Linked DNA regions of Homo sapiens: region 1 is linked to region 2. A link is a loop called in an ENCODE intact Hi-C map of the cell type or tissue named here. Cell type or tissue: IMR-90. All regions are shown on one strand. Links, peaks and the distances in the headings refer to the core of each region. The heading gives the core; the rest is flanking DNA.

Region 1 (5,393 bases), core at 57-5,056, 180 kb after region 2:
GTGCAAATGGTACAACTAGAGATGTTTGGCAGCTTTTATTAAAATTAAAAATGTACATTACTTATGACCCACAAATTCCATCTCTAGGCATAAACTGTAGGGTTAAACTCAAAACGCTTACACAGACAGCCATGTATAATTGTGTCCGAAATTGGTGGGTTGTTGGTCTGATTGACTCTTCAAGAATGAAGCCACAGACCCTCGCAGTGAGTGTTACAGTTCTTAAAGATGGGGTGTCCGCAGTCTGTTCTTTCTGATGTTCGGACGTGTTCAGAGTTTCTTCTTTCTGGTGGGTTCGTGGTCTTACTGGCTTCAAGAGTGAAGCCGCAGACCTTTGCAGTGAGTGTTACAACTCTTAAGATGGCACGTCTGGCCGCGTCTGGAGAGTTGTTTATTCCTCCTGGAGGGTTCGTGGTCTTGTTGGTCTCAGGAGTGAAGCTGCAGACCTTCATGGTGAGTGCTACAGCTCATAAAGTCAGTGTGGACCCAAACAGTGGGCAACAGCAAGAGTTATTTCAACAAGCAAAAGCACAAAGCCTCCACAGTGTACAACATGACCTCAGCACGTTGCCACTGCTGGCTCCAGCAGCCTGCTTTTATTCCCTTATCTGCCCCCCGCCCCCCCACCCCCCCCCCCCGCCCACCCCCCCCCCCCCGCCCACCCACCCACATCCTGCTGATTGGTCCATTTTACAGCGAGCCAATTGGTCTGTTTTACAGAGAGCTGATTGGTCCATTTTGACAGAGCACTGATTGGTGCATTTTCAAACCTCGAGCTAGACACAGAGTGCTGATTGGTGTATTTACAATCCCTTAGCCATAAAGATTCTCCAAGTCCCACTAGATTAGCTAGATACAGAGTGCCTATTGTTGCATCCACAAACCTTGAGCTAGACACAGGGTGCTGATTGATGTGTTTACAAACCTTAAGCTAGACACAGAGTGCTGGTTGGTGTATTTACAATCCCTTAGCTAGACATAAATATTCTTCAAGTCCCCACCAGATTAGCTAGATACAGAGTGCCCATTGGGCATCCACAAACCTTGAGCTAGACACAGGGTGCTGATTGGTGCATCCACAATCCCTTAGCTAGACATAATCCGTACTAGACTCAGGAGCCCAGCTAGCTTCAGCTAGTGGATCCCACGCAGGGGCCGCAGGTGGAGCTGCCCGCCAGTCCCGCGCAGTGCGCTGGCACTCCTCAGCCCTTGGGCGGTTGATGGGACCCGGCGCCGCGGAGCAGGGGGTGGTGCTCATCCTGGAAGCTGGGGCTGCTCAGGAGCCCTGGGGGATTGCGGGGGGCTCAGGCATGGCGGGCTGCAGGTTCCGAGCCCTGTCCTGAGGGGAGGCAGCTGAGGCCTGGCGAGAATTCCAGAGCAGCACTGGTGTGCTGGCACTGCTGGGGGCTCCTGCGTACCCTCCACAGCTGCTGGCCCGGGTGCTAAGCCCCTCAATGCCGTGGGCAGCGGCGCCCACCGGCCGCTCTGAGTTTTGGGCCGGCAAGCCCACGCCCACCCAGAACTCACGCAGCCCCGCAAGCGCCCGTGCAGCCTCGGTTCCCACACACATCTGTCCCTCCACACCTCCCCGCAGGCTGAGGGAGCCGACTCCATTCTCGGCCAGCCCATAGAGGGGCTCCCACAATGCAACGGTGGGCTGAAGGGCTCCTCAAGCGTGGCCAGAGTGGGTGCCCAGGCCCAGGAGGCGCCCAGAGCGAGCGAGGGCTGCGAGGGCTGCCAGCACACTGTCACCTCTCATAATGATATTAATTGCAACATCACAATAGCAAAAATGTACATAAAACAAAGGTTAAACTGTAAGACAATGGTTAAGGCATGGCACATCTATATTCTGAAATACTTGGCAGTAGTTATAAATTGTGAGTTAGATCTATATTACTAACATGGCTAGACTGTGCAAGGGAGTGAATAAAGCAAGTTGCTAAAGAATGCAGATAATACAGTTCCAGTTATGTTAAAACAGTCACATACACTAAAACTGTATGTATTTCTTACAGTTGCTCGTATTTATAAAAGCAAAGAAAAAGTTCAAGTAGAGAACTTTCATTGATATTTAATGTTTTAATTATCTATAAAGTGACAAATCATGTTTTACTGTTCTTATTCCTGGTCCTAATAAAATAATCCAGCTAAGTCCATGCAAATTTAAAACAACCTCTTATTCTGTTTCATTGAATGCTATGAAATAAGGATTTACCTTTACTTTGAGTTTTAAGAGAATTTAGTTTGGTTTTGTGGATATTTGCTGACTTTTCAGCTATTGAAATATTTTTAAATACAAATTCACAAATGAGTATTTGAAAAATTGGAGGCTTTCATTAAAATGTTCAGGTTAAATCCAGGTTATCCTGACATCTAATTTTATTTCAAGTCTTATTAATCAAATTTTTCTTTAAAATTTTTTGGTCAAAATTATTTAAGTGATTTTACTGATACTAGTACTTGTTTCCACTAAGCCTCCTCTTACCAGATTCCCCTTACCAGCTCCTTGAGGGCAGGCACATCAACTTGCTAAATCAATGCCAGTATAGCAGTCAACCTCCTTTTAGGCAAATGCTCTATAATTCAACACCTTTGACTTAGCAGCTTCTCTGAATTTTCATCATGCAGGATACACAGGTGCCCAGTGTGAGATCGACCTCAATGAATGCAATAGTAACCCCTGCCAGTCCAATGGGGAATGTGTGGAGCTGTCCTCAGAGAAACAATATGGACGCATCACTGGACTGCCTTCTTCTTTCAGCTACCATGAAGCCTCAGGTTATGTCTGTATCTGTCAGCCTGGATTCACAGGTGAGGCCAAGGAGATGGGATATGACTTGACTTTCTGGTATTTTATGGCAGACCATGGCTTTAACCAAATGGTGTATTAGCAGGAAGAGCTGTACTGTGTAAACTCTGCTGCTGTGGTGCAAAGGGTCCCCCTTGTGGGCATGAAAAGTATCTTGTTTCACATTTCAGAATTCCTCAAATCACGAGAGAAATATTAAAGAGGGATAAAGGAGGAATGAAAGGGATGACATTTTTATATGCTATACTGGGAACTGGAGTGCATCTCAAGTTCTTTACGTTACACACAGAAAATGTTGAAATTTTTATGCTATCAAATTTGATAATGATGTTAAATTTTATGTTATTCAAATTTGCTAGAAAAGTTATTGTACTTATATTTACACTGGGAAAAATGACCTAGTCTCAAGTAATCTTCCTCAACGATTCTGTAGCTAAAGTCATTCCACATATCAAATTTAAATTACTCTTTTTTTTTCACAACTTGCTTACCTAAAACCCAGAGGAAATTTGCATGTATGTTATCCAATGAACAGTTTTGTATTGTCTGCTTTCTGTTCTGAAAATTTTCAGAATTATTGAGGCATTCCCCAATTCATTAATGGCTAGCAATTTACCTACAATTGCATTGATATCACTGAGAAAACCAATTACAATCTAGATCTCTATCATATTTCTTTCTCAATAGATTAAGTGATGCCTCTGGAAAATATATCAGTTGTTGTTGAGGATTTCTGAGAAAAGTAAATGAGAAATAAGAAAAGAAGGGGGTGTCTATTTACACTTAGGATTCTCTTTCAATGTTTCAGTTTTGAAATTTAATGGTCTTTGATTTGTGGCAGTGTTTGCTGCAAGGTCGATAAAAAAAATGTTTATTTCCTTATTCACTGACCTTTCAAGGAGAACATACAGTAAAAAAATTCCCCAGGTGTCAATATCAGGAAAGTGGTATTTTCCCTGAACAACTTCTATCATGCATGCTTTCCACCCTAGTTTAAAAAATGCATCCAAATAAATCTTGATGTGACTCAACTGATTAAATGCATGAAATAAATCTTGTAATATATAATATTTCCCAATTATGTAAGCTGCTAGAAATAAATATGAGATCTGCAAACATACAGGTCTTTCTGAAATATATTTGTGTATTTACCTCACCTCTGGGGATATTTAAATTTCCTGTTTCTGTTTCTTACTATTGCCTCTTTTCAAAAATTTGTTTCTAAATTATTTGATTTTGGTCTAGTGTATGCATTTTCGTCAGCTACTTTATATTTTTCTTGGAATAAGGTGAAGGCATTATAAATTATTTTTTAAATATTGGTTTTAGGGTCATAAAGGGGTGATTCTGTGAAAGTCAAAGGACATTGCTAATATTACCTCATCAAATAAAAGGAAATGGGTGACCCCTTGAATCTGCAGATCTAAAAGGAGAGACAGTAGAATGTTCCAGAAAAGTGTTGGGCTTGATTTCTGAAGAGCTGCCAGGAATGACTATATGAGTTAAGATGTCCTGACTGCCCCAAATCTCTGTGGCTTAATGCAATGGTTTATGTTTTACTCATGTGAATTCCAAAACTGGGTTCCCATCATCAGTTGTCCTACAAATGGCAATTCAGGGTCACAGGCTCCTCTATGTTTTTCCCCCGCTTCAAAATGTTACTTCCAAATTTGCTGTGCTCTTATGAAGCAAGCTACTGGAGAAGGAAAGAAAATGGAGTGTGACACCTGCAGATTTTATGGGCCAACCACTACAAGTAATGAATATCTCTTTTACCCACATATTACTGGTCAAATGTAATCATGTAACTACATTTAATTGCAGAAAAGACGAGAAAATCTAGTCTTTCTGTGTACCTAAAATAAAGAGAAAATAAGTTTTGCAAACAGATAACCAATTTGACACAATAGCTAGAACTGGTACACTGGGGATACGAACCTAGATCTTCTGATTCTAAGTTTATCCTCCTGCCTACTATGTCACATATTTTTATGTCTACACGTTTTTCTATATTTTGTTTTTAAATAACTTTTTAAATGATAATAGTATATTTATGTGCAGTTTTAAGAAATACAGGGAGGCCCATGTATGCTTTACCTAATTTTCCCAATAGTACCATGTTGCAAAACTATAGTTCAGCTATCAGACTTGCATATTGACATTGACAAAGTCCACATCCAGAACAATTATCATCACAAGGATGCCACCTCTCTCCTTCCCTGCCTCCTCATCCCTTATCCCTGGCAAATACTAATCTGTTCTGCACTTGTATAATTTTGTCATTCCAAGAATGTTATATAAATGGAATCATGCAATATGTAAAGTTTTAGAATAAGAGTTTTTTTTTTTTTCCACTCAGCATCATTCTTTGGAGATTTATTGAGGTTGTGTGTATCAATAGTTTGTTCCTTTTCATTGCTAAGTAAAATTCGATGGTATGTATATATCAAAGATTTTTTAACCATTCAGCCATTGAAGGGCATCTAGATTGTTTCAGTTTTCGGCTATTAATTCATAACAGCCGCTGAATAAAGCTGCTAGAAACATTGTTGTACAGGCTTTTGTGTGAATATAAATATTC
Region 2 (5,393 bases), core at 298-5,297:
CATATTAAAATGTTCTTTGATAGTAAAGAGTGGAGAAATACACTAAGTTTAACTGACTTTTCATTCAGAGAAAAGTAATGAAATAAATATTTAAATAATGCCTTAGTAAAGCCTTCTGCAAACTTGGTGTGAGAAAATATTTAATAATATTTTATACCACAGAATAAAGATAATAAAATGTTTAGTAAAAAAAAAATCTATGCAGTAAAGTTTTTGCACAACTTTGCATATCATAAGGACTAAGAAATGTTTCAATTCAACAAAGTAATAAGAAAATAGAACTAAAATAGAGATATAATTCTATCTTACTTAATAAAGGGAAAAAATGGTTTTACTTACCTATACGAACTTCCATGACGAAAACTTTGCCCACAAATACTACAAAGGTGAGGCTTTTCTCCACTGTGGATTCTCAAATGTTCTTTCAAAGTAGTTCTGCATTAAAATATATAGATTCGAGATTTTTTAAATGCCTATATATAGTAAATAGATTTCTGGAAAACTTACTAGAAAGGTATTCAAGCTAACTGATATTATGGCAATTCTCTCCTCTTTCTTACAATAATTTTGTTCTTTTCTATTCTCACTAGTATACAAACATGCTTGTTATAGCTCTCTCTCCTTAAAAACAAAAAATACTTCGGCCTCATTTGCCATTGGTTTGCTCAGAGATTTAATTACACAACTTAAGCAGACTTTCAAGAAGTATAATTTTAAAATGCTCATTATGACACTGAATTAAGTTGATGTGAATTTTGATAGAGAGGGTTTAATAATATTTAAGTAATCCAGTTTATCAGTACTATTTCTTCCAAATATGTGCTTAGTATTTATTGAAAAAATGTTTTAAAGCAAAGAAAATGTTGTAGTATTTCTAACTTCCAGGTGCTGATGTGAAAAAGGAACCTATATACAGAATGTAATTATTGCTATTCCTAAGTCTTCCAGCCCCACTGGCCCTGGATGGGCTACTATGAAACCATTACTCCTCAAAGTACATCACTAGCAATTCCTACAGTTCTAACCTTCAGAGCTTCCCCACATATCTAAAGTGCTGAGTAATAATGAACAAAGTTATTTTAAGGGGAAATAAAGTGAAAGGGAAATATGACTGACCTCTGCAGGCTTTTAGCTATCACTACTACAGTCATGTACTGCATAATGACATTTCAATCAATGACAGACCACATAAACAATGCTGTCCCATAAGATTACAACGGAGCTACACAATTCCTATAACCTAGTGGCATCATAGCACAATACATTACTCACATGTTTGTGGTGATGCTGTTGTAGACAAACATACTACATTGCCAACTGTATATAGGCATAGCACATACAATTGTGTCCAGTACATAATTATTGATAATGATAAGCGACTATGTTACTGGTATGTATTTACTATACTTTTTATCATGATTTAGAGTGTACTTCTTCTACTTATTAAAAAAAAAAGAAAACTAACTGTAAAACAGCCTCAGCCAAGTCCTTCTAGAGGTATTCTCTAAGAAGGCATGGTTACCATAGGACATGACAGCTCTATGCATGTACTGTCCCTGAAGACCTTCCAGTGGGACAAGATGTGCAGGTGGAAGACAGTGATATTGATGATCCTGACCCTGTGTAGGCCTAGGCTAATGTTTGTGTTTGTGTCTTTTGTTTTTAACCAAAAAAAAGTTTAAAAAGTAAAACATAAAAAATTTAAAAATATAAAAAAGCTTATAGAAAATAAAATATCTTTATGCAGCTGTACAATGTGTGTTTTAAGCTAAGTGTTACTTTAAATGAGTAAGAAGGTTGAAAAAATCAAAAGTTTATAAAATAAAAATGTTACAGTAAGCTGCTGTTCATTTGAGGGAAAAAATTTTAATACATTTAGTGAAACCTAAATGTACAGTGTTTATAAAGTCTACATTAGTGTACACTAATGTCCGCGGCCTTCACATTCACTCACCACTCACTCACTGACTCCCCTAGAGAAACTTCTAGTCCTGCAAGCTCTACTCATGATCGGTAACCTACACAAACACATATATTCTTTTTTATATTTTATACCATTTTTACAGTTCTTTTTCCATGCTTAAGTATGTTTAAATATATCAACACTTACCACTGTGTTACAATTATCTACAGTATTCACTACAGTAACATGCTATACAGGTTTGTAGCCTGGGAGCAATGGGCTGGCTAAACCACATAGCCTACATGTGTAGTAGGCTATACCATCTAGGTTTGCATAAGTACACTCTATATTTGTGTGATGACAAAACTGCTTAACAATGCATTTCTCCGAACATAGCACTATCATTAAGCGGCGCATGACTGTACTTGGTTTGTATTTCAATCCCATACCTAGTAAGTTTAAAGGATGAATCTGAAATAAAAGTAGAGTTTTGCCAGTAGATGGTGCTCTTCTACAAGGCCCACCAATATGACAGTCTGTAGATAACACCCAGCTTTGTGGAAAATATCTCTAAAGATATTCCCAGATCCCTACCTGTTAAATAGTTATAGTAAAAGATGGAAAGGTTATCTTTGGGATTCTTGTTTTGCCTTGATCCATCTGTTTTATAGCTTCCAAACCTGTGTCATTCATGTTACATTTCTGTTCTCCCTATCTTTGTAGCTTATTCTTTTTAAAAAACAAACAAAAACCCTTAATCTAGTTTTAGTGGGGTTTCAGAAAGACATAAAATATGTACATTAAATCATCCATCTAAAACCTGCAAATCTTGAATCCATGTCATCTTCCATAACATTTGTGTAATTCCTTTTTTCCTTATATTTCAAACTAAAGCACAATTCATGCATTTTGTGTCTTATGTTACCCTAATTCCTATAAATCATATTGATTGATTATTTCTACATAATAGTACTAGGATTTTTGTGGGTGTGCAGATAATTCTTCACCTTTCTCGTACTGATTTTCCACAGATAAAGCAAGTCCATTTTCTCTTTCCACCATGAGTACATTCTATATGACGTTTCAAATTTCCAGTGTCGTTAAACTGGCGACCACATATATCACATGGAAAAGGACCTAAAAAGGAAAAAAAAAAAGTGTGCATTTAAAGTTTAAAGAGGAGATACTAAGTTAAATTTAATAGGTATGCTGTAAGTTCATGCCTATCCTATTGGTGCATATGTCATAATACACTGCAATTTCTCTTCTAGGTTATTTATTCCTAGAATAACATTTCCATATCCCTATAACCAAGTATAGGGCTCAGCATCTAACAAACAGAATGAATGCTGAACAAACTAATGAGTTAACAAATTGAAATGGCCAATTCCTGGTTTGAAATCAGACTGGAACAAAGTAGAAATGGCTGCATACTAAAGTTTTTGGGAAAGCGGGTAATAAAAAACTTTGGAAGAATGAATGGAGGACTTAAGAGAGTTTATAGTTTGGAAATATTTCTATTTGGTGATACAAAATTAAGCCCAGGCCTCTCATAGTAACACTGACATTAGTTGGATACTGAATTTCACTATGATTTTACCAAATAAAAAACTGGAGACAAGACAGTGTTCTACTGACTGACAAAATATAAGAAAGACAAAGAATGCGTAAAAAAGAAGTTTAGTAAATACAGCTCAAAGAAGCTATATATTAGCAAGAAGATGTCTCAGTATATGGAAGGACAAACTGAAGAAAGAATTCTAATGAATTAATCATAATAGCACAATGGAAAGAAAATAGAATTAAGATGCTGAAATTCAGAAACGTAACTATAAGCAAAATTGCTTGGTAGCCACAGTAGCTCTGGGTAAATTTCAATGTGTTTTACACATTAGAAATGAGAGATGACCTCAAAATGTACATTGTATTAAGTATCTTTAATGGATTCTCATTTAAAACCTCTAATATTTCATTTTTCATGGGATCTAAATATTTTACTCATTTATTAACTCATTCAACAAGTATTTATTTATTCTTAATTCACATCAAGCACTGTGTTAAGTATTATGAAAAATCTCTCCACCTCCTCTGAACCAAAAAAAGGCTCTAAGAAATTGAGAAAACGAAAGTCAGTACTTACATAGCTGAAAAAAAAAGGTGAAGTAAATACACGTGCCAAAATAAGGTTATTATGCAAAATGTGTGGTTAGTCAAAGAATGAAATATCTACTAGTAAAACTTTTTATAAAATATGACTATCTGTATAGCTGGCGGCTTCAGCTGGGCAAAGGAAGAAATGAAGCATTCTCTTTAATGTTCAGTTACTTATCAGGATTCTTCAAAGAAAATAACAACTGCATTTTTTTCCTATACTGGATATCCAGTTTTGCATGCAGCTAAACCTATTTTAAACAACCTCCTGGGCTCAAGCAATCCTTCCACTTCAGCCTCCCCTCTTTTATTTATTTATTTTTTCTATATAGACAGTATCTCACTAGGTTGCCCAGGCTGGTCTCAAACTCCTGGGCTCAAGTGATCCTCCCACCTGTCTCCCAAAGTGCTGAGATTACAGACGTGAGTCACCATGCCTGGCCAAGTTCTGACTTTTAAAAGCCAAACTACAACTTTTGCACATATATATTCATATATATTAAAAATTCTTCTCCTTTAACTGTTCAGATTGCATTAAATACATATCTTTCCCTCTGATTTAACAGAATATATATTCCTAATGTAGACAGTATGAGTATTGCTTTGAATAATCTAAAGCAGTCATTATCAAAATGTGATATCTAGACCATTTGCACCAGCACTACCTGGGAACTTGTGCAAATTGCAAACTGTACAAGTTCCAAATGCAAATACAAATTTGGGGCCATACGCCAGACCTATCTGAGTCAGACACTCTGGGAAATCCGTTTTAATAAGGTCTCCAGGTGCTTGTGATATATACCAAACTGCATGAAGCACTTATCTGAAGTGTACAGTGATTCAAGGGAACAGAAACATAGAGACGGAATGCAAAAGAAGCTCTCTCTATATATATATAATATTGCTTTGAGTATTTTATATATGCATGTATACATATATGTATACATATGTACACACACACAAATACAGAAAATACTTATAACAATACTCTATTTGGTTTATTAATAATAGTGGCCCAAAATGCAAAGCTACTATGTCACAAACCATATTTCTCAAAGGTCTTGGAAAGACTGAAAACTATAATACTAGAAATGACAATACATTCAGAGAAAGAGAATGAAAACTATGCCTGGCTCTACATTTGGCACTTATACAGTACCTCATATAATCCTCACAACAGTATCTAAGAAGTACGTATTAACTTCATTTTAACAAATGAGGAAACTGGAAGTCTGAGAGGCTGTTCCAGATCACCTAGTAAGTGGCTAAGTCAGACTCAGAAAACAAGGCTGGCTAGAAAGTCTTCTACTTCCACTTCTACATCATGCCACACCTATTA

Evidence for each region. A loop is a pair of places that touch in the nucleus more often than their neighbours do. Peaks named below come from ENCODE experiments on the same cell type or tissue, not always from the same donor. Only the 100,000 strongest peaks of a DNase experiment are listed, where the experiment ranks them.
Region 1: a loop joins it to region 2, with 10 times the contacts of the local background. A loop is called at or near these places in 62 of 110 quality-filtered maps.

What each region holds. Positions count from the first base shown.
Region 1 is chr1:197,354,200-197,359,592 of GRCh38, forward strand. CRB1 (crumbs cell polarity complex component 1) reads left to right here. Exons shown (of 12, transcript NM_201253.3): 5 at 2,632-2,814. Among named protein-coding and RNA genes, the nearest start is that of CRB1, 89 kb to the left of the region's middle. In IMR-90, for the core only: a CTCF peak has its summit at 2,946 (motif pointing left); no DNase peak of the experiment used is centred there.
Region 2 is chr1:197,178,078-197,183,470 of GRCh38, forward strand. It overlaps ZBTB41 (zinc finger and BTB domain containing 41), which reads right to left. Exons shown (of 11, transcript NM_194314.3): 6 at 2,911-3,040; 7 at 340-435. Among named protein-coding and RNA genes, the nearest start is that of ZBTB41, 21 kb to the right of the region's middle. In IMR-90, for the core only: CTCF peaks have their summits at 1,116 (motif pointing left) and 2,406 (motif pointing right); DNase peaks (open chromatin) are centred at 1,094 and 2,324; H3K27ac peaks cover 611 bases.